Linked DNA regions of Homo sapiens: region 1 is linked to region 2. A link is a contact called in ENCODE Hi-C or POLR2A ChIA-PET data. All regions are on one chromosome and are shown on one strand. The core of a region is the stretch at or near the end of the contact, and the rest is flanking DNA. Distances in the headings are between cores, read along the strand shown.

What was found. Hi-C counts contacts between places; a loop is a spot of excess contacts on that map. ChIA-PET counts read pairs that join two places held with the same protein, here RNA polymerase II (POLR2A). Pooled maps may share reads with other maps.
Region 1: a loop to region 2 is called in a pooled map, with 2.8 times the contacts of the local background. The contact joins the promoter of SLC50A1 here to the enhancer-like site in region 2. A Hi-C loop is called at or near these places in 1 of 50 pooled maps. POLR2A ChIA-PET finds 5 or more read pairs at or near these places in 3 of 52 experiments (HCT116, activated B cell and activated T-cell).

The regions. Positions count from the first base shown.
Region 1 is chr1:155,134,022-155,140,282 of GRCh38, forward strand. It overlaps SLC50A1 (solute carrier family 50 member 1), which reads left to right and starts at 1,831. Exons shown (of 6, transcript NM_018845.4): 1 at 1,831-1,970; 2 at 2,278-2,355; 3 at 2,807-2,930; 4 at 3,540-3,701; 5 at 3,958-4,077; 6 at 4,159-4,832. The coding sequence starts at 1,891. The coding sequence ends at 4,260. EFNA1 (ephrin A1) reads left to right here. Exons shown (of 5, transcript NM_004428.3): 5 at 1-878. The coding sequence ends at 46. It overlaps DPM3 (dolichyl-phosphate mannosyltransferase subunit 3, regulatory), which reads right to left. Exons shown (of 2, transcript NM_153741.2): 2 at 5,870-6,224. The coding sequence starts at 6,219. The coding sequence ends at 5,941. RefSeq lists an enhancer at 1,272-1,361 and a silencer at 1,632-1,871.
Region 2 is chr1:154,782,055-154,788,175 of GRCh38, forward strand. All of the region lies in intron 2 of KCNN3 (potassium calcium-activated channel subfamily N member 3), which reads right to left. Among named protein-coding and RNA genes, the nearest start is that of KCNN3, 85 kb to the right of the region's middle. Within about 2 kb of position 3,102, at least 6 of the 41 ENCODE cell types and tissues checked have a DNase peak (open chromatin) inside an H3K27ac peak, as active enhancers do.

The sequences.
Region 1 (6,261 bases), core at 581-3,080, 350 kb after region 2:
CTGGACTGTGCTGCTCCTTCCACTTCTGCTGCTGCAAACCCCGTGAAGGTGTATGCCACACCTGGCCTTAAAGAGGGACAGGCTGAAGAGAGGGACAGGCACTCCAAACCTGTCTTGGGGCCACTTTCAGAGCCCCCAGCCCTGGGAACCACTCCCACCACAGGCATAAGCTATCACCTAGCAGCCTCAAAACGGGTCAGTATTAAGGTTTTCAACCGGAAGGAGGCCAACCAGCCCGACAGTGCCATCCCCACCTTCACCTCGGAGGGATGGAGAAAGAAGTGGAGACAGTCCTTTCCCACCATTCCTGCCTTTAAGCCAAAGAAACAAGCTGTGCAGGCATGGTCCCTTAAGGCACAGTGGGAGCTGAGCTGGAAGGGGCCACGTGGATGGGCAAAGCTTGTCAAAGATGCCCCCTCCAGGAGAGAGCCAGGATGCCCAGATGAACTGACTGAAGGAAAAGCAAGAAACAGTTTCTTGCTTGGAAGCCAGGTACAGGAGAGGCAGCATGCTTGGGCTGACCCAGCATCTCCCAGCAAGACCTCATCTGTGGAGCTGCCACAGAGAAGTTTGTAGCCAGGTACTGCATTCTCTCCCATCCTGGGGCAGCACTCCCCAGAGCTGTGCCAGCAGGGGGGCTGTGCCAACCTGTTCTTAGAGTGTAGCTGTAAGGGCAGTGCCCATGTGTACATTCTGCCTAGAGTGTAGCCTAAAGGGCAGGGCCCACGTGTATAGTATCTGTATATAAGTTGCTGTGTGTCTGTCCTGATTTCTACAACTGGAGTTTTTTTATACAATGTTCTTTGTCTCAAAATAAAGCAATGTGTTTTTTCGGACATGCTTTTCTGCCACTCCATATTAAAACATATGACCATTGAGTCCCTGCTAAGTGCGAGGCTCTCTGTGCTACAACAGTAGCAACTGGGTTTGAATTTCTTTCTCTCCAAAGAATGTGTGCCCCTCACGAGGCCAAAAGGGTGGGATGTTTCCTCCTCTGAGGGCTGTCCAGGACCGGAGTGCTCCTGACAGCTGTCTCTCGGGTTCTGAGCTGCACTCCACTCTGGAAGTTCTTCCTATCCGACCTCTACCCCACTCCCACTCCGTCACCGCAGGGCTTTGGCATACTACCATTCAGGTACTCACGCTGTTTCGGTGAGTCAGGGAAGCTGGGAACGCCAGCTGAGGCATGCGGCCCCGCCCCACAGCCACACTAGCAGAGACGTGTGGGAGGCTGGGAGGGAAAGTTCCCAGTAACAAGTGGGTTGGACCGGGGGTCAGTGATAGAGGCGTCAGTGGATTGGCCACGTCATGTAAAGTTGACCCGAGAGGGAGGGCAAAAGAGGAAGGCTTGGTGATTCCTGGTAATGTGTTATTTTGAGAAAAAGCTTCGGCAGCACACTCCAGAAAAAAACTTCCCAAACCCTGGGCAACTGAGGTTCTGATGTGGAGCTCTGGATGGAAAGCGTGCTGAAGTCTTGTTAAACTAGCAAGCTTTTGTTTGGAGGTCCACCGCCGAAGGCGCACAGGCCTGTGGGAACACGAGCGTTGAGACTGGGGGCGTCTAGATGATCCAAGGGGTAGGCAGAGTGTGAGCAGCGGCAGGTATCGGGGACACACCCGCGGAGCCCTAGGAAGGGGACTGACCGGGACATGGAAGAGGTCTGGACCAGGGTACTGGGAAGGCGCTCGGAGGAGAGGGGCGCGAGTTCCGGTTCGGCGTCGGAGGGAGGGTGGGGCTTCGGCGCAGTTTCCGGAGGGACGGCCCGAGCGTGCGGGGGCGGAGCCGAGTGCGCGGGGCGGGGCTCCAGAGCCGCAGGTCTGGGCTGCAGTAGGTCCCGGCAACCGCAGGCTCGCGGCGGGCGCTGGGCGCGGGATCCGACTCTAGTCGTAATGGAGGCGGGCGGCTTTCTGGACTCGCTCATTTACGGAGCATGCGTGGTCTTCACCCTTGGCATGTTCTCCGCCGGCCTGTGAGAGTGCGGCCGGGCTGGGTTGGGGAGGACTAGGCAGTCAGGAAAGGAGAGAGAGGGGACAGAGACGTGGCCACAGCACCTGGCTCGTCCGGAACCGGGATCAAAGTGGGATCGGGTCGAGGGGACCGGGGTACAAGGGCGAGGCTGGTCACTAGGCCTGAAGGAGAAGGCAGGATAGCTGGCGGGGGGGAGAGGGGGCGGGGTCTGCGGTGGTCCGGAAAGGATGACAGGCATTGGGCATCCCCCTCTAGCACTCTGCTTCTCCCTTCCCACCCCCACCCCTCCCTTCGGGGCCCCATTACAGCTCGGACCTCAGGCACATGCGAATGACCCGGAGTGTGGACAACGTCCAGTTCCTGCCCTTTCTCACCACGGAAGTCAAGTGAGGGGCCGACGGCTGCGGTAGTGGGAAAGGCTACCAGAGGGAGGTGGGGGCGGGGCAGGAGGAGCAAGAGTGAAAGAGGTTTGGCCGGGCGCGGTGGCTCACGCCTGTAATCCCTGCACTTTGGGAGGCCGAGACGGGCGGATCACGAGGTCAGGAGATCCAGACCATCCTGGCTAACACGGTGAAACCCCGTCTCTACTAAAAATACAAAAAATTAGCCGGGCGTGGTGCCGGGCGCCTGTAGTCCCAGCTACTCGGGAGGCTGAGGCAGGAGAATGGCGTGAACCCAGGAGGCGGAGCTTGCAGTGAGCCGAGATCGTGCCACCGCACTCCAGCCTGGGCGACAGAGCGAGACTACGTCTCAAAAAAAAAAAAAGAGTGAAAGACCCTTTGGGTCCTCCTCTCACACTGAACCCTTTGAGCCATGTCCATCCCCTCCACCCTGCAGCAACCTGGGCTGGCTGAGTTATGGGGCTTTGAAGGGAGACGGGATCCTCATCGTCGTCAACACAGTGGGTGCTGCGCTTCAGACCCTGTATATCTTGGCATATCTGCATTACTGCCCTCGGAAGGTAGAGGCCCTCCCTTGGACCCACCTATCTGCTGCACGCCCTGCCTTGCTGGCAGGGCAAACACTATTTCCTAGAAGACTGTAACAGCTGGCACTGCCACCTTTTCCAGGAAGGCCTCTCCAGCCTTGCAGGTCCCCTTCCTCTATGAAGCCAGCCTTCTGAGATGAACACATTGCCCCCATTTAGGCAAGGCTGGTAGCTCTGCCTAGCCTGAGATGCCTATGCTGCCTGCCCTGGGCTTCAGCCAACAAGCTAAGGGGAAAGGGCTTTTGTCTCTGATATTTCTTTCAGAGCCAGGGCCTGTGGGTGAGAATGAGATGATTAGCTCTGCGTCCCTGCTAAATCACACAAGCATTTATGAAGCTCCTACTGTGTGTGCCAAGCACACAGAAAAAAACACATATTTATCTCCCCCAGAAGTCTCCAGTGTTGTGGGTGGATAAGACTTTCCTATCAAGTTGGTGGTGGGAAAGAAGCTGTGACAGTGCAGTGCTGGAGGCCTAGACAGCTTGGCTTCCCCATTGGAGCACTGGAGAAGGCAGGATGAATTAACTCTAGCAGGGAAGTCAGAGTGCACATCTGGAAGTAAGGGTACTCTCTCCCCTGCAGCGTGTTGTGCTCCTACAGACTGCAACCCTGCTAGGGGTCCTTCTCCTGGGTTATGGCTACTTTTGGCTCCTGGTACCCAACCCTGAGGCCCGGCTTCAGCAGTTGGGCCTCTTCTGCAGTGTCTTCACCATCAGCATGTACCTCTCACCACTGGCTGACTTGGTGAGTGGGGGTGTCCAAGGAGGTAGGAGAGATAAGAGTCAGGCTCTCATAGCCAAATACTATGGCTTACAGTCCCGAGGAAGGGGAGATCCAAACCCTGGAAGAAGACAAGGCAGTAGAAGTGGGCGAGTGGGAGGCAGGAAAGGTTGGGTGACAGATCAGGGAGGGTGTCTGACCTTTTTCTTGAGGAAATTCTTAGGCAAGTGAAGCTTTACGATGTGCTTGGGCCAAGAGAGTCTTCCATTCTTTCCCACAGGCTAAGGTGATTCAAACTAAATCAACCCAATGTCTCTCCTACCCACTCACCATTGCTACCCTTCTCACCTCTGCCTCCTGGTGCCTCTATGGGTTTCGACTCAGAGATCCCTATATCATGGTAAGCACAACTGGGATGGGGTGACAGGGGTGCAAGATGGAAAACTGGCTCCTCTCCTCATAGCAGTTCTTGTGATTTCAGGTGTCCAACTTTCCAGGAATCGTCACCAGCTTTATCCGCTTCTGGCTTTTCTGGAAGTACCCCCAGGAGCAAGACAGGAACTACTGGCTCCTGCAAACCTGAGGCTGCTCATCTGACCACTGGGCACCTTAGTGCCAACCTGAACCAAAGAGACCTCCTTGTTTCAGCTGGGCCTGCTGTCCAGCTTCCCAGGTGCAGTGGGTTGTGGGAACAAGAGATGACTTTGAGGATAAAAGGACCAAAGAAAAAGCTTTACTTAGATGATTGATTGGGGCCTAGGAGATGAAATCACTTTTTATTTTTTAGAGATTTTTTTTTTTAATTTTGGAGGTTGGGGTGCAATCTTTAGAATATGCCTTAAAAGGCCGGGCGCGGTGGCTCACGCCTGTAATCCCAGCACTTTGGGAGGCCAAGGTGGGCGGATCGCCTGAGGTCAGGAGTTCAAGACCAACCTGACTAACATGGTGAAACCCCATCTCTACTAAAAATACAAAATTAGCCAGGCATGATGGCACATGCCTGTAATCCCAGATACTTGGGAGGCTGAGGCAGGAGAATTGCTTGAACCCAGGAGGTGGAGGTTGCAGTGAGCTGAGATCGTGCCATTGTGATATGAATATGCCTTATATGCTGATATGAATATGCCTTAAAATAAAGTGTTCCCCACCCCTGCCCACGATGGTTCATTCTCTACTCATAATTCTAAACCTGCCTGGTTTGGTGAAGGATAGATCCACAGTTATTCTCAGGTTGGTAGGGTAGGCTCAGAAAAGGTATCTCAAAGAACCAAAAGGTTGGAAAGACCCAGGAAGGCCTTAAAAATAACAAAACTTGGATGTTATGAAGAATGGAACTTAGGCTTCAAGAAAGTACTTCTGGCCGGGTAAGGTGGCTTATGTCTGTAATCACAGCACTTTGGGAGGCCCAGGCAGGAGGATCACTTGAGCCCAGGAGTTTGAGAACAGCCTGAGCAACACAGCGAGACCCTGTCACTACAAAAAATTAAACATTAGCCTGGTGGCGTGGTGGCATATGCCTGTAGTCCCAGCTACTCTGGAGGCTGAGGTGGGAGAACTGTTTGAGCCTGGGAGGGTGAGGCTGCAGTGAGCCATGATTGCACCACTGCACTCCAGCCTGGGCAACAGAGTGAGACCCTGTCTCAAAAAAAAAAAAAAAAAGAAGTAGTACGCCGGGCGCGGTGACTCACACCTGTAATCCCAGCACTTTGGGAGGCCGAGGCGGGCGGATTACGAGGTCAGGAGATCAGACCATCCTGGCCAACACGGTGAAACCCCGACTCTACTAAAAATACAAAAAATTAGCCAGGCGTGGTGGCAGGCGCCTGTAGTCCCAGCTACTCAGGAGGCTGAGGCAGGAGAATGGCGTGAACCCGGGAGGCGGAGCTTGCAGTGAGCCGAGATCACGCCACTGCACTCCAGCCTGGACGACAGAGCAAGGCTCCGTCTCAAAAAAAAAAAAAAAGAAGTACTTCCTACAGGGTTGAAAGGACCAGGAAAGTGAAATGTCATTTCCATCCTGAGAAATATTGAGAAGGGGTCTTTGCCTCCTTGGGAGCAAAAATGGGAACACCAGCAAGATGCAAAGATAAAGGCTGAGATGGCCTCAAGAAGGTGGTTCTTTCACATTCACTTCTCGACCGTTAGTACATAGAATCCCCAATACCCGTTTTCCATACTCAAACTAAACGAAGTTAGAAAATAAACTGGCTCTTTAATGGGAAATGGGAGGAAGGGCTGTCCGCACAGGAATGGGGTTAGGCTGTCAGAAGCGCAGCCCCCTGCGGGCTAAGTCGGCTCGGGCCTCCTGTATCTGGCTCTGCAGCTCGCGTGCGGCGTCCTCGCAGTCATGAAAAGTGGCCACACGATAGCCCACAGTGCCCAGGGCATAGCAGCCGGCGGACACCAGCAAGTAGGCGGGCAGTGGCCACAGGACTTCCTGGCAGGACAAGGGCAGCTCCAGGCCCAAGGCTCCCGTGGTCAGGGCCACCCAGGTGGAGCCCAGGATCGCTAGTCCCCAAAGCCACTGCGCTAATTTCGTCATGGTCACTGCGAGAGAAGGAAGCAATGCTCCCCTGAGGAGCAG
Region 2 (6,121 bases), core at 1,852-4,351:
AGGCAGGATGGAGCTTAGAGAGTTGGAGAGATAAAAGAAAGAAGACCAATGTGAGAAAGAAGTGAGGGATGATACCAGGTGAGACCAAGAAGGTAGCAGGACCCAGATCATTGGGACCTTGGATGTCACAGAAGGAGCTTCCTCAAAGGACAGGAGACCACAGACCCACTCCCACCAGGGCCATGTGCACCATGTCACCACTTTCTGAAAACACACTGCCCACAGGTTAAATATGCACCACAGCTCGGGCCTCCGAAACAAAATATCATAGACTGGGTAACTCAAAAAACAGAAATGTATTTTTTCACAGTTCTGGAGGCTGGAAGTCTGAGATCAGGGTGCCAACACGGTCAGGCTCTCTTCCCGGCTTGCAGGTGGCTGCCATCTCACTGTGTCCTCACATGGCAGAGAAAGGGAGAGGGATCTCTCTTTTTCTCTTCTCCTAGAGCTGCAGTCCTATAGGACTAGACCTCATCCTTATGACCTTATTTAAACTTAATTACCTCCCACAGACCCTTTCTCCAAGGCAGTTACATTGGAGGTTAGGGCCTCAACAAATGCGTTTTGGGGAGACACAATTCAGTTCATAGCTATTCCCTTTTGTGTCAAAATTACCCAAAAGCCAGACTGTGGGCCGAGCCAGGTGATTCTGCACATACCATTTCATTGCCATCTCATAATGTCCCTGTAAGGGAGTCATACATCCATTTAGCAGATGAAGAAACCCAAACCAAGACAGGTTCAATCAATTGCCTGGGGCTTGCAGCATTCTGTGTCTTCCAAGTCCCACGCCCTTTCACCTGCCAGCCTGCTAAGCAGGCACTCTATTTGGGGGCTGGCCAGTTTGGGCTTTACTTTGTCTTCTAAAGAAAACTCGGCTGGGCGCGGAGGCTCACGCCTGTAATCCCAGCGCTTTGGCAGGCCGAGGCGGGCGGATCATGAGGTCAGGAGATTGAGAACATCCTGGCTAACACGGTGAAACCCCATCTCTACTAAAAATACAAAAAAACTAGCCGGGCGTGGTGGTGGGCGCCTGTAGTCCCAGCTACTCGGGAGGCTGAGGCAGGAGAATGGCCTGAACCCGGGAGGCAGAGCTTGCAGTGAGTCGAGATCGCACCACTGTACTCCAGCCTGGGTGACAGAACGAGACTCCATCTCAAAAAAAAAAAAAGAAAAAAGAAAAGAAAGAAAACTCAAGCCCACCCTTTAAATGCTCATTCTCAGAAGAATCTTTGCTGACCAGAGAATCAATATATGATTAAAATAAACTGGGTTCTATCCCTGGTGTCCACACCACCTGGGAAACCCACATCGTTATCTGTAATCTAGACTGGGCTATGTTTGTGGAACTAAGACCACGGCTTTCATTTCCACAGATACAATATCCATTTATCATCTTTCCCTTCCTCCTCTTCCCGCCAGTGAACAGGCCTCTATGGAGACCTGGTGATGGGGTCCCTAGCGAGGAAGAGACCATCTTAGTTTAGGAGCCCACTTATGCACCCCAGCATGTTTGCTAATGAAGAAGATTCCTCTGGACAGGCTTGGGGTGGGGTCAGAGGAGACCAACACAGGGCTTAATATATGTGCCCTAGAAATGAACAGGAACACTGGAGATGGGGGATTGTGAGCTGTGGGACTGGAAGGAGAGGGGAGCTGGCTAAGCAGCACCTTGGGCCAGTCCCATGAGAGGGGGAGGCCGGAGCCCACTGAGGACTTGACCACCCATGAGACAGGGACAGTGCTGAGACTGTAAGATCAGGAGCATGTGGCGTTCAGCGCTGTCTTATCTGTTGTGCCACCACCACCTCACCCCTTCCCCTTGCTCCAGATCCATGGAAATGTCAGCTAACCTAGAGGCCTTGGTCATGGGTCCCTCGAGGAGCAACAGGAACAGGAAGGGTGCCTAAAGCGGTTACTAAGTACAGGATGGAGGTGGAGAATTCAGCAGAAAGAGTTTGGCATCAGATGAGCTGTCAAGAGAGAAATGGAAGTTTCCAAGCCCCCAGAGACCAGTGGAAAGACACCGGGTCCCCTCCTGTGTGGGGTGGGAGTTTGTAACCAATTATATTTGAAGCAGTAAGGCCAAGTGACCCCGGCCAATCCTTGGGTTGCTGTGGCCACACCTTGGTCTCATCATGTGCTCCACCCCAGCCATCTTTACATTGCTGCCAGAGCAAATGTTCTAAAATACAAACCAAATCATGTCACCTCCCCTTCTAGAACCTTTCCGTGGCAACCCAGAGTGTCCACCCTCCTAGCTGCACTTGGCCAAAAGGGCCTTTTCCCACCTGGCACCAGCTGGCCCCTCTATCCCCATCACCTGCCACACCCGGTGTCTCATCCCAGCTAAACCAAGTTACCAGTAACCCCTAAGCTTGCGCCCTTCCATCTTCTGTACAAGCACTCCCTCTTCTCAGCTTCTTCACCAGAGACCTCCAGATCCAGCGTCCCACCCTTCCACAGGCCTAAGCTGGTCCCTTCTGACTCCCAGGTGGGGCTGGGTGCCTTCCTCCAGTATTCCCCAGGCCCTGTGCCCCCTGCTTGTCACAGAGCCAATCCCCAAATGGCAGCTGGAGAAGGATGGCCAGACAGTTGGGGAGTGCTAGCCCCCGTTTCAGGGGGCGGAGGGAGCAGGGCGGCGGTCTCCATTAACAATGGTAACAGCAGGGGCCATGTATTGCAGCCTCACTGTGCACCAGGTCCTGTGCTGTGTGCCTTACAGGCACCATCTCATTTAGTCCTTAACAGGATTTTGAGACAGGTATTCTTATTTCTATTTTACAGACAGGGAAACTGAGGCTCGGAGAGGCTAAATAATTTACTACAGGTCATACAGTTAATAAGGGGCAGACCTAGGCTCTACAGCCAGGGCAGGCAGCTCTCTTGACTACTGTGTGTGCTGCCCCCAGGCTGTGCTAGGAAGGCTTGTTGGGCTGAGCCCCAGTGTTTGCCTATCCCAGGCCAGGCCAATAGGTGTTTCTGGTTCTTTGTGTGCCTTGGCAGATCCAGGAGTCAAAGGTTTCTGTGCATCTGCTAAGTCTGGGGTAAGAGGTATCGTTTTCTCAACAGGAAGTTTCTGATAAGTTTCTTTCCTTTTGACACATGAAAGGATCCTGCTGAATGTTTGGGGGTAGGGGAGGAACAGCATCATCACTGGGGCTGCTGGGCCCTGATTGGTTCTAAGTCACCTGTTTACCACTAAGGGAGAAATTCTTTAACCCTGGCTTAGGGGATATTTTTAGCAACTAAAAATAAATAGGTTTTTGGATCTTTGAACAGCCTAGGGAGCTGAAGAACTGAGGTCAGGACCAGGTGGTGGTGGTGGGCAGGGAGTGTTTGTTTTTTCCCCAACTGACTAAAAGGCCCTTCACCTCCTTCCCAAGGGCCAGCTGCACTGTCACCCCTTCAGGGGGAGCTTTTCCTGATCTCCCAGTGGCGGGGGCAGCACTTCAAACAGCAACAAGCCATTTGGTGAGTCCAACTTGTTGGCTGGGGCCTAAGCACTTTTCTTTTTCTTTTTTTTTTTTTTTTTTTTTTTTTTTGAGACAAGAGTCTCACTCTGTCTTCCAGGCTAGAGTACAGTGGCACGATTATGGCTCACTACAACCTCTGCCTCCTGGGTTCAAGCAATTATCCTGCCTCAGCCTCCCGAGTAGCTGGGATTAGTACCCAGCTACCACGAGTAGCTGTGCACCACCACACCCGGCTAATTTTTGTATTTTTAGTAGAGGTGGGGTTTTGCGATGTTGGCCAGGCTGGTCTCAAACTCCTAGCCTCATATGATCAGCCATCCTCGGCCTTCCAAAGTGCTGGGATTACAGGCATGAGCCACCACACCTGGCCTCCTAAGCACTTTTCTTTACATCAACTCTTTGAGTCTCACAATAGCCCCATAAGAAAAGTGAACATCCCCCAGACCTCATAGCAACTAAGTGGTGGAGACAGGATTTAAACCAAGAGGCCACACTCTCATCTATTAAGTTTCCATTCTGGCCGAAACCTCCTTCTTGATCGTCCATCTGAGCCGCATTCCTGTCCACCTGCTTGTCAGCACCCTCACTAAAGCAGGGGTCCTTGAGGACAGACATCTCCTTGGTCACTGTCCTCCACAGTGCCAGGCACAGCGCCCAGGGCCACCCAAATGAATACATAAAGGGTTTAAGGTGTCAAAACTATATCAATGTGACTGTAAAGAAATATTTTAATTGTTCACCATTTTTATAATCCTCCTAAGGCAAAAGAGTCTTTTGTAACATATGCACAAGATAGAAAAAGAAATCAAAGAATATTTTAAAAGAACTGCTTATTATAATTTTTTAAAAAACCCTGGAAACAACCTGAATACACATCAATAGGGAAACAGCTGAATATATTATGGTACTCATACTGGGGAACATTATGTAGCTGTTTTTAAAAATGAAGTGGATCTATATGTATTGACTTAGAAAATGTTCATGATATATTGCTAAGTAAAAAGAGAAACTTACAGCATAATGGGTATAGTGTGATTCCTCTTTTTTAAAAAAGCAAACACCAACACATAAAAACAAAAATGCCCATATATGTGTATGCATGTTGGTACATTTTTGTATAAGCACACACAAAAGGTGCATTAATCACCTCTGGCTAAACACTAAATTGTTAACACTGGTACTACTGGGGACGCAGGGAGATGGGAATCAGGGAACCTATTGATTTTTTTCCTTTTGATAATGAGAACACACCTCTGTGTTAAAAGAAGCCTATATTGCTTTTGTAATTTAAAAAAACCCAATAAAGTATTTTTTAAAAGAGCTGTCATGGAGAAAGCCACTTGTGGCGCCTAATGGTGATGTTTTAAGCATGGCCATTCTTGGAGGAAAAATAATTGCCCAGGTCCTTTCCTGCCCTGTAATTTTCTGTGTAGAGCTTCAAATCCCCTGGGAGCCCCCAGGATTTTATGAATACAGCCCTGCTAGAAGTGTTCATAGCTGAGCTCCTCTCACAAGTCTCCCCCTCCAAGGCCAGCCTCATTACCAGATCCACAGCCCCTCTAACTAAGCCACCTTGTGAAAAATACTTCCAGGGCATGAAGATTAAACAAGGCACTTATTTCAAGGCCACCTCTCCATGTGAATTCCTATCGTAGGCACTGAAAGCCGCGTTAGTCAGTGGCCCACTCCGCTCCCCCACTGAGGGCAGAGGCCTAGGCTCCCTGTGGGAAGTGGTGGCCCTCCCCACGGTTGAGAAAGGAAACCTGCTCCACCATTCCCTCCATTTGGGAGGGAGGGACCAGGGCCAGGGCCAGGGCCAGGGCCAGGGCATGCGGCAGCCACCATCACCACAGCGACTGCTGCTGGTGAGAGGTCACTGCGGATCTGGCCTCAGCGTGCCAGGTACAATGCCAAGACCCGTGGGGTACAGCGGAGATCAGGATGCAAGTTCCTGATGAACCAGGAGCTTAGAACTGCGTGTCTGCTAGAGATGCGCAGAAGCAAACAAAGATATGGCTATGGAGAGGGCCAGTTTGGTGACTGGGGGCACTATTTGCAATTCGGGGTCTGTGCTGCTGTGTGTTCAATGCCCACAGGTACTGCCCTGGATCCAGACACCTGGAGCTCTGGCTCTGGGTCCCCCACACTAGAGGGCCCTGCTTGACCCCTCCTTAAGTCACACCACACCCCGTGGAGTCAGAAGCCCACAGGGCCAAGAGGCCTTGTCTGCCTCCACCTTCTAAACCCCCGTTTGGATATCCAGACGCCCAGAGTCCCCTGTCCAAAAAGGCCCCAGGCCTGCTTCCAGGGCCCACGCTGCCACTTTCTCTGTCCTCCCATAGGCTGACGCTGGCTGCTGGTAGGTACATCCCTAAGCCTGAGAAGCAGCCAAGGGGTAGCTGGAGGAGGGGGCAGGATGAAGTTTAGATCTGAGGGCTGTGGCATCCACAGTGCCCTCAGGGTCTTAGATTGGGTCAGGAGGGAGGCAAGAGAGGGGCATGCTAGGGTCTGGGGCCTCAGGGTCTAGGCGCCTCCACTGGAGGCTGGCCCAGGCCCTGAAGGAAACAGGGATGGATGGGCCTGTCGGTCACCCTTTCTGACTGTCTGGGATATGAATGACAGGAGCAGCAGCAGCTGCATTTTCT